Regions from separate parts of the Homo sapiens genome. Here region 2 is linked to region 1. Evidence: chromatin loops called from intact Hi-C (ENCODE). Cell type or tissue: OCI-LY7. All regions are shown on one strand. Links, peaks and the distances in the headings refer to the core of each region. The heading gives the core; the rest is flanking DNA.

Region 1 (8,674 bases), core at 3,043-5,542:
AATTCAAAGAGTCAGCCAGGCACTTTGGCTGGAATCAAGCCTGTAATCCCAGCACTTAGGGAGGCCGAGGTGCACGGATCACTTGAGCTCAGGAGTTTGAGACCAGCCTGGGCAACACGGCAAAACCCTGTCTCTACAGAAAATACAAAAATTAGCCAGGTGTAGTGGCACGCACCTGTAGTCCCAGCTACCTGGAAGGCTGAGGTGGGAGGATGGCTTGAGCCTGGGAGGCAGAGGTTGCAGTGAGCCAAGATCATGCCACTGCACTCCAGCCTGGACAGAGCCTGAGCCAGAGCCAGACCCTGTCTCAAGAAAAAAAAGAAGAAAAAAAAAAAAAGTGAACCCAACCCTAATGTAGACAGATGAAAACACCACCAAGGACACCACCAAAGAGCAGCACTTCTGCCTCTGGCATCCTCTGTCAAAATCACGGGAACAGACAGGGACTTCTGCACTGTTCACAGCCCAGGACACACAGCAAGGCCGTAAGGGCTGGTATTGCTGTCCTGAGCATCACCTCAGGTTCCCTAGCCACAAGTAAGGCCACGAGATTAGCATTTCTTCATATATAACTATTTGAGTCCTCTGAGGAGTCAGACTTAATTAGATGTTCTCTTCCCAGGATGGTTTCAATTAGGCCTGTGCCCTAAGAATGGGGGAGTTCCTCCTTATTGCTCATTAGGAAGCCTTCTACTCCGAGGTAATTCTTCTGAATGGCCTCTGGCCTCCAATGCTTGGACTCTCCAGTGTCAGGATCAGCCTGGATCAGCTGTTCCCAGCCAGCCTTGGTATGTGAATCCCGGATGCCATTTGGAGTGGGACAGAGCTCAGTTTTCACTCTCATTTGCTTGCAGCCCTCCCTGGGTTTCTCATCTGGAAACACTCCTGGTCAAGTGGAGACTCCATTAAACCACAGAGAGCTCCCGCTGAAGGGAACCAGAGAGACAGTGACACAGGCTTTATTCAGAAGTCCCACCGTAGGGGGGATAGCTCAGGGGTAGAGCATTTGACTGCAGAAGTCCCACCCTGGGTCAATGTCAAGGACATGACATCCAAAGGCGACATCTGGATGACAAATTCGGGGCAGGGACATGTTGCTACAAACTCCATCCAGTACCTATGTGTTTAGCAGAGCAAAGGGCCCATAAGGTCAGTGAGGGAGTCTGTATGTGTGAGAGTGTGTGTGTGTTGTGTGTTGTGTTCTGATTAGTGGGGAAAGGTGTTAACTCTAGAAACTGAGTGGGATTTTCTAAAATGCTAAGAAAAGAAACAAGCAGGGAAGAAAATTATATTTTGCTCTTAGAAGCTTTATTGTCTCCACCAGGTGCAAACAAGGGCTTCAGAAGTGGGAGTATCTTTTGACAAATAATTCACAATCACAACTGCTAAAATTAACTCTTACACAGGCAGACAACGAGGGGAAGATTCTCCCCGAAATTCATTGCCAACACACTTCTCCAAATCCACTGAACCTCAGCCTCAAAGATAAGCCTTGTGACACCCCCACCCTAACTCAAGGAAACTGCAAACCTGATAACATGCAGTATTTTACACTCCAGGAAAAGGGATGTTCCCTGGAAGGTCATAAAGAAGGAGGGCTCTGAGTCCTGAGCCCTCATATGCCTTAAGCAGCCTAGCTCTGAGAATTGCTCCAAGGAACTATCTGACGATAGGTCTCTGAGAATCCACACCCCCAGCCATCATAGATGTACCTCCAAGAAATAAAAGGCGGCCCATTAAACTATGACAGGCCATCATGTAAGACACCTCTGGATTCCAGAACGTTGAACTATGAAAGCACACACATCTGGGATTCCATGAGAGTTGGTGGCAAGCCAGTTTCTCTCTATCTGAAGTGCCTTGACTACAGGAACTAGACCCTGTTCAACTCTTTATTCAGAACCTGTAGAGCCAGGTCAGCACCCAGGGAGCCCTCAGCAAACACATTCCTGATAACTTGGATGGTATGACATCTCGCGCCTTTGAATCCATGAGTATTTACTCAGCTTTGTGCTAACACCAGTACTAGGAACTGGCATTTGAGTCACAATTATCTTGTCAGGTTTTATCCTTATCATCCCCCAATTACAGAATGAGAAACTGAGACTCAGAAAAAGACTCAACAGCCTTCTGAGGCTCGTGAGGCGGAGGGCACAGGTCTCAACTCAAGTCTGCCCAGGTCCGAAGCCATCATTAGATTTCCTGACCGCCTGCGTTTCTGGGTTAAGTCTGTGCTCAGATGTAGCGGGTATCCATTCACACACTTTTCCTCCTCCCTTGGTACCTTGCCAGCCTAATTCACTGCCTCTGCAAGCAGAGAACATTCTTTTTCATTAGGTGTGGGTGGTCAGGAATTTAATATTAGCTAACTTCTCCCCCTGCCCTTTCCTCCATCCTCTGCGGTCTTTACTTCTCTCATTAAATGGGCCACACATGTCATCGTGAGGACTACCATTCAGTAGCAAGTCATTTACCAAGGGCCTGTCCCGTTTCAGGGCAGGCAGCACAGCAGGCTGTGTGTGGACTCAGTTTCATAGAGCCCAACATGCCACCATGTCACTCACCATAACAGACATTTACCTGCAGCTGAAGAAAAGGGTATCATGCACTGAGTGGGTTATTTATTGAGTCAAGTTCATTCTTCCATAAACTCTCATGGGCACACTCTACAGCCAGAGCAAACGGGCTTCCTGTTTAATACACAACGACATCTAAGAAGCCTCACTTTATTTCTTAGCCTCTAGTTTCCAAGGCTACACTTCTTTCCAAGAGTAACAAATGCCAACAACCTCATCATAGTTTTCCCCTAAGTTACTTCCCATTCATTATTTTCTAGCCTCCAGTTAGAATGCAGCTGGTGAGGGACTGGCCCCCTCATCATTATAACATTGAACAGACAGGCATAGAAACAATTCAGAAAGAGCAGTCCCAGCATCAAACCAGAACCAGAAGGTCTTGATTCCAGACCCTCATGGACCACTTGCAGCAAATGGGGCAAAAGTTTCTGAACACCTCTGAGCTTCAGCTGTTTGTCTATAAAATAAGGTTTCTACTAACCAACGGGAGTCCAAGAGATCAAATGAGATATGATGTGTGTAGCTGCACAAACGTCAGATGATAACCAAAAAAGGGACGATGGCCAGGGCTCCTGCCAGAGTCACCTCGTGTTCAGGTCAACAATGGCAGCGTTTATGGTTCCCAAAAGGTGAGAACAGTTACCGGCTCTGAGGCAAACAGGGATCCAGGAATTGCTCATAACCACTCAATTCTGGAAGTTATCTCAAAAGAGAGAAAAGTGTGTCCATGTATGTAAGAAAAGGCAAAAAATGGATATGAAACACAAACACCTGACAAATGAGTACTTACATGTGCTATGGGTTGGGGTTCAAGGGTAAACAACAAAACAGCCCCTGGCCTCGCTAAGCTTGCAGTCTAATGGGAGAGGTGAACATGAATTAAATAATTATCAAACAAAATTCTGCATTACAGCTGGGATGGAGGCTATGAAGAAAAAGTGTGGGTGATGAGGAGAGGCGGCTGGAGACGCAGGGCAGCTGATGATACAGGGCCTTGTAGGCCAGTTTAAGGATCCTGGACTTCATCCTAGAAGCAATGGGAAGCCTTTAAATGATTACAGGCAGAAAGCGTGGGGTGGAGCTGGGAATGCTAAAGATCACTCTCTGAAGTGGAAAAGAGATTGAAGGAGGGAGGGGGCCAGGAATGGGTACAGGGAGGCCAGGTGAGGAGCTGGGGGACTGTAACATCATGATGTTACAGGCAGGTGCAGTGGCTCACGCCTGTAATCCCAGCACTTTGGGAGGCCTGGGTGGGTGGATCACTTGAGGTCAGGAGTTCAAGACCAGCCTGGCCAGTATGAAACCCTGTCTCAACTAAAAAAAAAAAAAATCAGCCAGGCATGGCAGGCACCTGTAGCCCCAGCTACTTGGGAGGCTGAGGCAGGAGAATCGCTTGAATCCAGGAGGCAGAGGTCACAGTCAGTTAAGATCGTGCCACTGCACTCACACCTGGCAACAGAGCGAGACTCCATCTCAAAGAAAAAAAAAAGAGAGAGAGACTAACATCATGATGAAAAACATGATGCTATATAAAAAATATCCCTTGGCAGAGTTGGGGCCCTAAAGCCAAACTGTCTGGAACCTGGGCACAGTCCTGTGTGATATTTCCATCTGTCCGCCCGTCCATCCATCCACCCACATTTATTAGTGGAGTGAAATGCCGTGGTATAAACATCTCTGGGACCATCACCCAGAGAGGACACCATTAGCATCTATTATGGTATAAATATACATACGTCATAGCTTTCAGAAGGTCTAAGAGGAAAAATCATTTCAGTGTAAATTAAATGTTCCTTGTCTTCACCTGAAAAAAAAAGTATTATTTTGAGAACAAAAACATGAAAACTGGCTACAGGTTGAAAAAACCGCACAGCAGCTATCCGTGCCTCCTTTAGAAAGGGGATCACAGGCATTGACTTCCACTCAGAGGAGGTGCACAGACGTCCCCAGTGTGCCCAGAAACCACCTGAAGAGGAGAAGCAGCTCTGAGACGAGAGTCGTATGAAGATGTACAAAAATAAACATTTTCAAGGGTTTTCAAATACATGAGCAAACAGATGGGGTTTCAGTTCATTTTTAGAAACAGAAGCAGACTTTGAAGTGAAAGGGGAAGTAGGTTCCCCCTCAGGGATCCACGATCTCCCTCCACTTAGGAAAGAGGAGATGGCCAGAACTGTGAGCTTAAGAGCACCCCAATCTTTTTTTTTTTTTGGAAACAGGGCGTTGTTCTGTCGTCCAAGCTGGAATGCAGAGGTGTGATCACAGCTCACTGCAATCTCGAACTCCTGGCCTCAGGCCATCCTTCTGCCTCAGCCTCCTGAGGAGCTTGGCACCACAGGCACGTACCATCATGCCTAGCTAATTTACTTTTTTTTTTTTTTTTTTTTTTTTTTGGAGACAGAGTTTCGCTTTGTCTCCCAGGCTGGAGTGCAGTGCCGCGATCTGGGCTCAATGCAACATCCGTCTCCCGGGTCCAAGGAATTCTCATGCCTCAGCCTCTTGAGTAGCTGGGATTACAGGTGCCTGCTACCACGCCCGGCTAATTTTTTGTATTTTTAGTAGAGACAGGGTTCACCATGTTGCCAGGCTGATCTCAAACTCCTAAGCTCAGGCAATCCACCCGCCTCAGCCTCCCAAAATGCTGGGATTACAGGCATGAGCCACCATACCCGGCCCTGACTAATTTACTTTTCATTGAGATGGGGTCTTACGGTGTTGCCAGGGCTGGTCTCAAACTCCTGGGCTCAAGCAATCCTCCCATCTCAGCCTCCCAAAGTGCTGGGGTTCCCGGCCTGAGTCATCATGCCCAACCAATCTTTTAAGTGCTGGGATCTTGAAGAGTGTCCCTCACTGGCTCTCACTAGCCCACCCTCGGTCTGTGGGTTGTCCAGGCCTCAAAAAAGCCCCCTTGACCACCAGTCCCAGACTAGGTAACACCCCGGTTGTATGCACTTCCAGCATCCTATAGTTCTCCTGCCTGTCACTCACTGCCGCTGTGGCTCTGTCACTATTTGAGGATTTCCTGAATACCCATCTCTCTGCTACACTCTAAGCTCTGAAGGGGCAGGGGCCTCTTCTTGTCAGCAAAGTCTATCTTAGGACTCTAGAAATAGAAAGCAGGAGATGGAGACATGTGCTGACTTCCCGAATAACCCAATTCATTCAAAGTAATTATGTTTATAAAATACAGAGAGAAGAAACAAATGAACATTGGCTATACGTTAGGCACCACACTCTTCAGGTACAAAGGATCAGGAGTCCTTTCCGTCCTGTAGCTTTAGGGAACTGGTGGGGGGCTCTTAAAACCATGGGGTCTGGACTCATTTTGGGCTATTTTTATTCGCCTTGTCAGTCACTTGAGTTTAATCAATTCAATGTGGTCATAATCACTGAGAAGTCAATGACTTGGATCTAGGATTTTAGGACTTGGTGTTTCTGGCATTTCATAGGAAATAAATAAATCAAAGCCTACAGTAAGCAACCTTCTTAATACATCTTGGAAGGGGGGAAAACCCCAAGACCCTTATTTAGGATGAATATATTAATACAATACAAAGCACCCAACTTCTTTCTGGGAATGACTTAGGAAATCCATCAGCAGAAGGAGACAGTTGCACTTATTATGGGATTTCTAGGGCATGGGGGCGCAAAGACCAAAAAGAGTCTTGTTTTACTTTTCAAAACATGGAAATGCTGATTCCCTTTCTCTGCTTATGCTATCCAGGTCCTTAAGGTAAAATGCACAAAAGGTTTTCTTGGCAAATGATGAAAAATAGTGCTTCTTGCCAAAACGAACATCAGCAAAAGACCATGCGCCATGACCTATAGTATCCTTTGACAAAATGCAGATAAGCAGAGACCCCAGGCACCCTATTTTGCAACTGTGGTCCTCTACAAACCTCCAACGTGAAGGATCTCAAACTGTAAAGCACAGAGGACAACGAGGAGCCCTGTAAGAGCTGCAGAGCTATTTGAGAGACACGTATTTTGGAAAAGGACAGTAATAGGCCAGCCTATGCCATTTGTGGAAATGGTAGAGCAACATAATTTTTTTCACCTGTATAATGTGGGTAAAAGGCCGGGCACGATGGCTCATGCCTGTAATCCCAGCACTTCGGGAGGGCAAGGCAGGCAGATCACAAGGTCAGGAGTTCGAGACCAGCCTGGCCAATATGCTGAAACCCTGTCTCTACTAAAAAATACAAAAATTAGCCAGGTATGGTGGTGCACACCTGTAGTCCCAGCTACTCGGGAGGCTGAGGCAGAAGAGTCACTTGAACCTGGGAGGCGGAGGTTGCAGTGAGCTGAGATTGTGCCACTGCACTCCAGCCTGGACAACAAAGCAAGACTCTGTCTCAATAAAAAAAAGAAAGAAAAGAAAAGTGGGTAACAGTAGTATTTAATGTAGTACAGGCTGTTGGGAGGGTTGAATGAAATTAAACAAGACACAGAATATAAAGCGCTCAGTACAGTGCCTTATGCACTGAGGTCTTCAAGAAATGTCAGTTACTGCTGACAATAATGATGACAGGCCATTATTCCTACCACTGTTGAGAGGGGATGTTTCATTCCCTGTTCTCCCCTCAATCACTGATATGGTTTGGCTGTGTCCCCACCCAAATTTCATCTTGAATTGTAGTTCCCATAATCCCCACATGTCGTAGGAGGGACTAGGCAGAGATAATTGAATCATGGGGGGCAGTATCCCCCATCCTGTTCTCGTGAGAGTTAGTTTCTCACAAGAGCTGATGGTTTTATAAGGGGCTTCCCCCTTCACTGAGCACTCGTTCATTCTCCTTCCTGCTGCGCTGTAAAGAAGGACATGTTTGCTTCCCCTTCCACCATGATTGTGAGTTTCCTGAGGCCTCCCCAGCCATGCAGAACCATGAATCAATTAAACCTCTTTCCTTTATAAAGTACCTGGTCTCAGGTAGTATCTTTGCAGCAATATGAGAACAGACTAATACAATCATCTTCTCTTTTTACTCTGTTTTAAATGAAATAACCGGTTCTTAAAAATAATGTTCCACGAATGCTCAAAGCCAACTCAACAGAGTTTTCAAACAACTTGTTTCCTAAAGCTCTCCATTATTCGAGCTTTTTATGGCCAGGAAAAAGCCCAGTTGGGTGTTCACAGGTTTGGGCTCCCAATCTCACACCACTCAACTCATTTCACAAGGGCACGTGTCCAGACATCATCAACTGGAAATATGAGAGCTACCCATGGCAAGAGACACTGAAATGCCGGAATTCGCCCTTTACCTACTGAGCTGCTTTGCTGATAGAGGAACTGAAAGAATACAGTTCCTCAGGACTGTCACTGCCAAGCAAGTGCGGGGTCCCAAGGTCACCAGATCCTTTAATCCTGCAGGTCTTTCTCAACCGCAGTCACACAAGATGAAGGGCAGGGAGAAGGGGGACCCGTTCAGAACAGAGACCCCTCAGCTCTTCTGCTGCCTGAGCCCTGTTCTTTCAGGACATTGTTCCCCATCCTCTTTGAGGGTTTGGGAGTTTCTCTTTTCCACACACACCCACCCCCCAAACCCCACCAGACTGTATAAAGGGCACAGTAGCACCTAGTCCAGAATCCTTGAGTATACTTGCAAAATCACTTATTTACTCCTGGTATCCAAATATGAAGAGAACCTGTTAAAAGGTATTTATAGACATAAGTGAGTTCTTAGAAAGGATGTGCAGAAAACTAAGCAGAAACAGAGACGGAGATGAGTTCACCTATGAGGGTTTGAACTGTCTAAGGAAATATCCAACTCATTTTTGCTAATCTCCAGTTTGAAGCCGCCCCCGCCCCACCCACCCCCCGCTCAAAAAAAAAAAGGAAACTTGAAACAACTACCCAGTTGCTTCTGGGACCCACAGCATCCTGACTCAGGTTTCTCTAGGGTTTCCTGTTCCTAAATTGTGTCTGCTCGGGGGACTGCCAAGCAAGCAGGCAGGTCCTCTGGCTCTGGGGCTCTGCTCCCACCAAAAGACACCCTATCTGTCAGTGAGAAAAAGCAAATTCTTTGTAAACTGTTTCCAAAAGTTATGTTTCCTGGGAGACAAGACCTCTTTAAAATAAAAGCTTTTTAAAACTCCCT
Region 2 (8,674 bases), core at 3,652-6,151, 100 kb before region 1:
AGATAAGTGGAGGGGAGGGTGTTCAAGTTCAGTGTGAGCAAAGTACAGAGATGTAACATACACAGGCATATCTGGAGACATAAACACGATACCTAAGTGAGAAAGGAAGGTAGATAGGTAAGGGCAAGATCGCTAAGGTAAACTGGTGAAACTCCAGACTACTCAAGACAAAAGGCAAGAAATAACAAGGAGCTCACCTTAGTCAGTAGTAGTAGGAATACAGAGGAGGGGACAGATATGGGAGATGCTACAGTAGCTTAAAGCAATAGTATTTTATGCTTGGCAAAATGAGGGGAAATACAAGTAAACTGTTGTAAGGTTCTTACACCATATGTGATGTGGTATAATATTGTTGGAAAGTAGACTGATTGATTAAAGATTTACATTACAAGCCCTAGATCAACCACAAACAAAACAAAACAAAACACGAAGAGGTAAAACTAATGCTGCGGGTCGTATTGTGTTCCCCAAAACAATATCTCGAAGCCTTTACTCCAGGTCTACGTGAATGTGACGTTATTTGGAAATAAGGTCTTTGCAAATGTAATGAAGTAACATGAGGCCAATATTGGATTAGGGTAGCCCCTAAATCCAATGATTGCTATTTTTATAAGGAAAGAAAGATTTGGAAATGGCAGGCACACACAGAGGGAAGATGGCCATGTGAACACAGAGGCGGAAACTGGAGAGATGCAGCCACAAGCCAATGAACATAGAGGATTAGCGGCAACTAACACAACGTAGGAAAATGCAAGGAAAGATTCTTGCCAAGAGCCTTCAAAGGAAGCATGACCCTGCCAAGGCCTTAATTGTGGACTTCTAGCTTTCAGAACTGTGTATGAATACATTTCTGTTGTTTTGAGACACTCTATGTTAATCTGTTATGGCAGCCTTAGAAACTAATACAGCTAATCATATTAGAAACTAATACAACCAAACATAATAAAATGAAGTAATTAAAAATACTCATCCCAACAGAAGGAAAAAGGGAACAAGAGGATGAACTGAATGCAAATAAAAGGATAGTGGTCATTAAATGTAAATTATAATCCCATGTAAATTAATGATAATTCCATTACATATAAATGGTGTAAAGACTGCAATTAAATGGCAAAGATTGTCACAGCAGATAAAAAAGGACCAGACTACATACTGATACTGTCTATATGAAACTCGTTTTAGACTTAAAGACACAGATATATGAAAAGTAAAAGGATAAAAAACGAAGTATCATGGTAACATTAATCTAAAAGAAAGCTAGACTGGCCAGATTAATATCAAACAGTAAATTTCAGAGCAAAATTAACAAGTCTCAGTAAGGTTTATTCTCATACAAAATCTAATTTACTTTTTTTCCTAAAAGAAAAATGAATATGGTAAATGACTTTCCAATCACATGACACACTTCATATTTTCCACCAACATTCACTAAACACTTGGATTCTGCAGGAAACATTCTGCACTGACTATGATTTCTATAATGATCAGATTTTTTTAATGTTCTTCTCTTTTGTATTTGTAGTGATAAAATTTTGCCTGACATTTTTCCTTGAAGAAAGTAAACATAGCCTGCCACAAAAACTGATATTGACAGAGCCTCAGTGGTTAAGCCTTTTTTTCTCATTAATTCTCCCGATATTTTAGCTCTAGTAATCTAGCCCTAGACAAAAACACTGGTAGCTCACACTCAGGAATGCATGATGTGATGTAGGATTAAAAAAAATAACAGTCTTACTACAAGGATACAAACATTTTTTAAAGTAAAGTCATACAGTATGTAGATAAATTATCTGTTTTTTTGAGACAGAGTCTCGCTCTGTCGCCCAGGCTGGAGTGCAGTGGCACAATCTTGGCTCACTGCAAGCTCCGCCTTTTGGGTTCACGCCATTCTCCTACCTCAGCCTCCTGAGTAGCTGGGACTACAGGCACCCGCCACCACGCCTGGCTAATTTTTTGTATTTTTTAGTAGAGGCGGGGTTTCACCGTGTTAGCCAGGATGGTCTCGATCTCCTGACCTCGTGATCTGCCCGCCTTGGCCTCCCAAAGTGCTGGGATTACAGGCGTGATTCACTGCGCCCAGCCTAAATTATCTGTATTAAACTCCTGCAGCACTGACAAGTAGAAATAACATTTTTGAAAGCTCAGAGAAGTATTTTCCAACATTTGCTTAAGCCTAGAAAAAAGTCTGGCAATCAATAAACATTTGATTAACTTAAATAATGTAACTTTCGGTAAGTTACTTATCATTTCGTGATCTGTAAAATAGAGAAAATAATGGTAATTTATTAACCACCTAAGGAAATCGTAATAATTTACTTTTAAAAAATGATATTGGTGGTCGGACATGGTGGCTCATGCCTGTAATCCCAGCACTTTGGGAGGCCGAGGCGGGTGGATCACCTGAGGTCAAGAGTTTGAAACCTGCCTGACCAACATGGTGAAATCCCATCTCTACTAAAAATACAAAAATTAGCTGGGCATGGTGGCGCATGCCTGTAATCCCAGCTACTTGGGAGGGTGAGACAGTAGAATGGCTTGAACCTGGGAGGTGGAGGTTGCAGTGAGCTGAGATCATGCCACAGTACTCCAGCCTGGGTGACAAAGCAAGACTCACTCCATCTTAAAAAAAAAATGATATTGGTAATTCTTTCTTTGAATAAAGAAGACTAAAAGTACTGTAACAAGGCTTCATGTAACTCTCAATGTAAGGGAGTAACCTCATTTTCTGGAAAACTGAATATTTTCTTTTTATGTACTAAGGCTTGTTTTTAGTCTTTTCTTTTTTAAACCAGCATGTATACAAATATTTCTAAAACGCACTTTAAGTCCCTTGTTTTGTTAAACAAAATATGTCAATATACTTCAACATTTTCTCAATGATCACAGTGGTGACCTAGAATACTAGTGTTTATAGTATTTTGGTTCACAGCATTGGGTTCATGAACTACATGGGGGTCTTCTTCCTAAACTAAGTGGCCATGAGAAATCTTTTGTAGTTGTTGTTTGAGATGGGGTCTCGCTGTGTCGCCCAGGCTGCAGTGCAGTGGTCTGATCTTGGCTCACTGCAGTCTCCACCTCCCGGGTTCCAGCGATTCTCCTGCCTCAGCTCCCCCCACCACCCCAGTAGCAGGGACTACAGGTGTGCACCACCACACGTGGCTAATTTTTGTATTTTTTTTAGTACAGTCAGGGTTTCACCAAGTCGGCCAGGCTGGTCTCGAACTCCTGACCTCAAGTGATCTGCCTGCCTTGGCCTCCCAAAGTGCTGGGATTACAGGCGTGAGCCACAGCACCCAGCCTAGCAATCTTGTTTCTGTACAATTATGGGGCCTGCTGAAGTTCAGTCCTGCTCTCACTGAGTCTACTGTTTTACCATCCTCCCATTTTCTGCTTCTGACATTTGACACCAGAAAGCCAGCAAACCAGGCTTGTTCCAGAACTTTGGGGTGTAGCCTTTTCTATGGTGTAGGGTACATGGACTTCATGATGCCTCTTGGGATTGCTAAGTGTCTAACAATGTTCAATTCTGTCTTCACCACAGCACTATGTTGCTTCGTATTTCTGCATTATAAAATCTGCCTGATAAATAATCCGCTTGTTCCTCTCATATGCTGACAGATTTCTGCATGGTCAATGGAGCTTAGAGTATATAAAATACAAGTCTGGGAGAGTTTCCTTATAGTTCAAATATATAAATTTAATGTTCAAAAGAATGTAATTGTTTCAAGCAACATACTAGTAGACAAGCTGGAACTCACTGATTTCATTTCATTAGTCTCAAATAACAAAGGGTACTTCATAGCATCAAAAGCCAGACCTCACAATAACTTATGTTTTAGTATCTTACAGTATCTCATTATATAAATAATAAAATGACTAGGGTTTTGGTGAGAAGGAAGAGAGAAGAGCCACATGGTATTCAAAGAATGCCAGGAAACCACAAATACTGCATTCTTTTGAACATTAAATATACTTGAACTATAATGGAAACTCTCCCAGACTTACATTTTATATAAATACACTAAGCTCCATTCACTGTGAAGAAAACTGTCGTCATACGGAAGAAAATAAGTTGATTATTTATCAGGCAAAATTTATAACACAAAGTGCTAAATCAGGCACATTGCATTAAACATTATACTGACTATAAACAAGGATAGAAATTACGGAAGTGCATAGCTTTGGAAATTGAGTGAAAATAACAGCATAATTCAACTTTAATTGGATGCCTATAGATGAAACAATAATTGACTCTTAACTGTAACTCCAAGATATTTTATGACTATAACATTTTCTAAGTAATCTACTTGAAAAATACCTCATTGACTCATCAAATCCTATCTTTAAAATGTTACCCTCGTTCCAAGAAAATCACATGCATACACTAGAATGAAATGACTTGTCAAATATAATTTGAATCCAGTAAAACAAAAAAAGCATTAATCTGTACTTTCTCATTAATAGCAAGATAATTTTCCAAGTGAAACACACACAATACAATACACATTTGTTGAGACTCCCCAATGGCTCCCACTTGTCTTTCCAACCTTCATATCCTTCCACAGGCCTTTGCAGAGGAATCCCTTCCGACTATCAGTCTCTGAAGAATTCTCACACTTCCTGACACCACACCTCTACTCAGGGTGCTCTGCCCTCCCTACTTGGGACTATTGTGTCTCCTCACCCAAGTCTTATTGGAACATCTTTCCAGGTCCTTCATAACTGCTCTATTTCCCAAGAAGCCTTCTTGGGGCAGAAATAATCCCTCCTTGCTCTCACCCCCATGGTACTCAGCACCTGGTACTCTCATGTGCGACTTCTATGCTCTGGGTTTTCTCACAGCACACATGGCTTACTAACTGCCTATCTCCCAACCACACACAGGAAGCTCTTAAGGCCAAGTAGCACCACTGTATGTCCACAGAAACTAGCACAAAGACTGTGCACATACAAATTAATTGCAAACCACATCGTGAAAATCCTAAGCATAAAGAAAGAAAAAGGTCATATTTTAATCACCATCTAATACAGAACAGTTTCTTAAGGCCTCTCTGTAATAATTTTAAAGTTAAGGGGAAAATGCTTGGCTCAGTCCACTCCGTATAAACTCCTTAAACATTAACTAGTAATTTTAAAAGCATGAAATGACTTTCTCCCCTGGGGCTTTATATAGAACCATAATAACCGCAACACGAGCTTCAGGACTCTGCAATTGCCTGATACTAAAGTCCCACTGTGAGATTCCACGTGGTGGCTTGTTATCAGCCTTACATAGAACAAATGTGGTCAGCCAAAAATTTACTGTGGGGCTCAAAAACATTTTAGGGGCTCATACAAGCTTAGGGCCTTGACATTTAAGTGATAACTGAGAGGCATGCACTGATAGAAAATCCTCAGAGACTCAGAAGAGTTTTAAACAATGCAGTTGTACATTTTTATAGGGCACATGTTCTGAAACCTCAAAAATAGATATGTAAATGTCATCTGAAGCTGTGTCATTTTTACTTAATTTTTGGCATAACCTGTCGCCTCAAAAAGTCTTTGTGGCTTGTGTATGGCAGGCAAACGGTGTCAGATGCACTTCCAAAGTGCCATGAGGCGTGGACTGGACGTCAGCTCTGCTTTGCACGTGCAATTCCTGCCTGCAGAACTGCAGCTAGCATCTGCTGCCTCTGGCATCTGCTGCCTCTGGATGAGCCTCTATTTGGAAAGTGGGAATTATTTTTTCTTCCACATCCAAGACCAGCAGAGTAGCTTTCAATCCCAGTCAACTGCTCTTTGCCGCAGAAATCAATATAAGCAACAGAGGAAAAAAACAATAAAGGGGCTAAGCCTCCAAAATCTTGCATTTTCCCTTGGCTCGGGCAAAGGTCCCCTCATTTCTTTCAAGAACACCAGAGGCAAGAGTTTGAGGTGGGGGCCGCAGGAGCACGTACCACAAGACCTTCTTACTGAGCCACAATCTGCAGCTAACTCTTGGTCAATCTGTGCAGTGGAGAAGCGGCACACAACATATCAAAATCTAGTTAAAAAATAAAACAAAACCCCTCATGGTCACATCTTTGTTCAAACTATCTTACTAGAGCTCGTGCTTCCAAAGAATCAGATAGACTCATTTGAGAGTCTACTCTAAATCTTGCCCTCCCCTGTAGCTGGAATGGTCCCTAAACAGCTCTGAGATGGCCAGAGAATACCAGTGGAAACAGCTAGTAACAGCCACTTCCTACCTCTGTAGGGTTCTACCAAATACTTGCACATACCTTGTCTTATTTGGTCATTTTCCACAGTGTGGGATACCATAGGTGTGACCATTTTCTCAGCTGAGAAAAGGGAGGCTCAGGGAGTGCACAGAGAAATATACAACGGAATAGGTCCAGGAAGTGCCAGATCTCGAGGTCAAACCATGATACTAATAATTACCCTCGACTGCCTCTGTTGTAAGCCACCATATTCAATCTTTTGATAGACAGAGAAATGGGAGACTCAAACAAGTGACAGAGACAGAACCGGGGGTTTCACACAAGGTCTCACAGAGCCTACAGCCTGAATTCCGTCTCAGCCTAGGAACCCTCTGCAAAATCCAGATGTTTTGCCTTCAGGCCCAGCTGGCCTTCGACCACAGAGCACTCACAAAGTGCAGCAGGGCCCCGCTGGGAGGCCCCACTCCACTCCGAGTGCTGCTTCTAACTGCAGCCCCCGCACGGCAGCCCGCCACCCAACTGACTGCTCTGGGCTATTTATGAGATGGTCCCTGCTCTCGGGAGACGTCCCTCTTTGGATTATTCATCCTCTCCTCACCCCCAAAGCAGCAAAACCAGCACACGCCGTCCCCCCAGCGTCAAGCCCCACTCCAGGGTTTGCAGGCAGCTGCCTCCCTCTCCGCCCCCTCTTTTAGAGACAGTCAGGGCTCCAGACTCTCCGCTGGGCTCTGTGCTGAATGTTACCCTTTGTCTCAGAACCCTGGGCTGGCTCTGACGGCTGGAAAGCCTGAACAACAATGATGAATCAGAGTATTTATTTTTGAGGTTTTCTCCAAGCTGCCTCTTCATCAGCTCTGAAATAGCAGCATTCAAGCTGCCACAGACACTTCCCGAAGTTTGCTGGCCTAGGGTTCCCAATGGGGAAAACATCACCTCCCTGGCAACAAACACAACAGCCTCCTAACACCCCTTCTGCAGGAGAGGCACCAACTGCATCTCTCCAAAAGACGGGTGGCCTACATGTTTAAATTGATTTTCGAAATTATTTTCAAATCCCTCGGGTTGCGTGAGCAAGGGTGGATTTCTATTTCTAAGTGTGGTGACCTTTTCTAAAACTGTTTTATGCTTTTCACTCTTCTGTGATTGGTGCCACCTAGGACTGCACACTGCATTCATTTGGTGTGTCTGAGTGAGCTGTTTAATCCAGAACAAGGAAACTCATCCCTTCAAATCTGAATTAAAGAAGCATCTCTCTGGGTACGATGAGGTTTTCTGATGTAAAACTCTCATCTAAAAGTTAGCCATTCTTATTAAGATTGAAACCTTAGGCCGGGCGCGGTGCTTACGCCTGTAATCCCAGAACTTTGGGAGGCCAAGGCGGGCAGATCACAAATCAGGTGATCGAGACTATCCTGGCTAACACAGTGAAACCCCATCTCTACTAAAAATAAAAAAAAATTAGCTGGATGTGGTGGCGGGCGCCTGTAGTCCCAGCTACTCAGGAGGCTGAGGCAGGAGAATGGCGTGAACCTGAGAGGCGGAGCTTGCAGTGAGCCGAGATCACGCCACTGCAATCCAGCCTGGAGGACAGAGCAAGACTCCATCTCAAAAAAAAAAAAAAGATTTCAAAGCTTAAATTAAATGAATTTAATGAAATAACTAGCCTTGCAAAAGGGAAACGTAAGAATAACTCACAAATTAGAAAAGTATTGTTTCTTGCTGTGCTGCTTGATGGCTTGTCACAGCAGAACAATATCCTCCACCCAAAGCGTTTATTTACACACATACACTCAGCCTGACGTTTAAGAGTGCAAAGGAGTTTTTAAAAAAGGCAGCTGGGGAAAAAACAAGAGTGAAAATCTGAGGACACCACACAGAAATACAATGATGTCTACACATGAAACTCAGTCTCCAATAAAAAATGTTTTAGTACATTTGCCTGTGAACAGATGAGCTTTGGTAAGTGTTGAGATCAGAAGGGAGTGGACTGTTCTTTTCATCACAGTTCCGAAGATAAAAGGAGAAGTACAGACTGCTGATAAAAGTCTGGCAGCATAACTGTTAATATGCCTATGCCTTCGATGAGGGCCTCAGATACCGGGGCTCAGGAGACAGCATGTGGTCAGCAGAAATGGCGATGCTGTTCTCCCTGGGATGGCCCTCCTGGGTCCTCTGGGCACATTACACTGTCAGGTAGTTTGCTAACTGGAATGCTTTCTGGCTAAGAGCAGAATTCTGTTTTGCTACGGTACTCATTCCAACCTATGAAGGTTATCCTCAAATCCCAAATGCCACTAATGCCCATCACTGGAACTGGACAGTACTGCCCACAAGGGATGAGAATAAAAACAGCTGCCATTTACTAACTGCTGGAGATCCCACCAGATGCTTCAGGTCTACTCATTACTTAATTCTCACACAGCCACCCCACTCAACCAAATAAGCTTGAGGTTTTCTCCAAGCTGCCTCTTTAT

The links. Hi-C counts contacts between places; a loop is a spot of excess contacts. Peaks named below come from ENCODE experiments on the same cell type or tissue, not always from the same donor. Only the 100,000 strongest peaks of a DNase experiment are listed, where the experiment ranks them.
Region 2: a loop joins it to region 1, with 7 times the contacts of the local background. A loop is called at or near these places in 3 of 110 quality-filtered maps.

The regions. Positions count from the first base shown.
Region 1 is chr17:66,437,458-66,446,131 of GRCh38, reverse strand. The region is part of intron 2 of PRKCA (protein kinase C alpha); the gene reads right to left. Among named protein-coding and RNA genes, the nearest start is that of PRKCA-AS1, 25 kb to the right of the region's middle. RefSeq lists an enhancer at 4,468-4,667 and a silencer at 8,335-8,535. In OCI-LY7, for the core only: no CTCF peak of the experiment used is centred there; DNase peaks (open chromatin) are centred at 3,971 and 4,581; H3K4me3 peaks cover 2,500 bases; H3K27ac peaks cover 2,500 bases.
Region 2 is chr17:66,538,555-66,547,228 of GRCh38, reverse strand. All of the region lies in intron 3 of PRKCA (protein kinase C alpha), which reads right to left. Among named protein-coding and RNA genes, the nearest start is that of PRKCA-AS1, 130 kb to the right of the region's middle. RefSeq lists a silencer at 4,749-4,798. In OCI-LY7, for the core only: no CTCF peak of the experiment used is centred there; DNase peaks (open chromatin) are centred at 4,858 and 5,558; H3K4me3 peaks cover 700 bases; H3K27ac peaks cover 1,897 bases.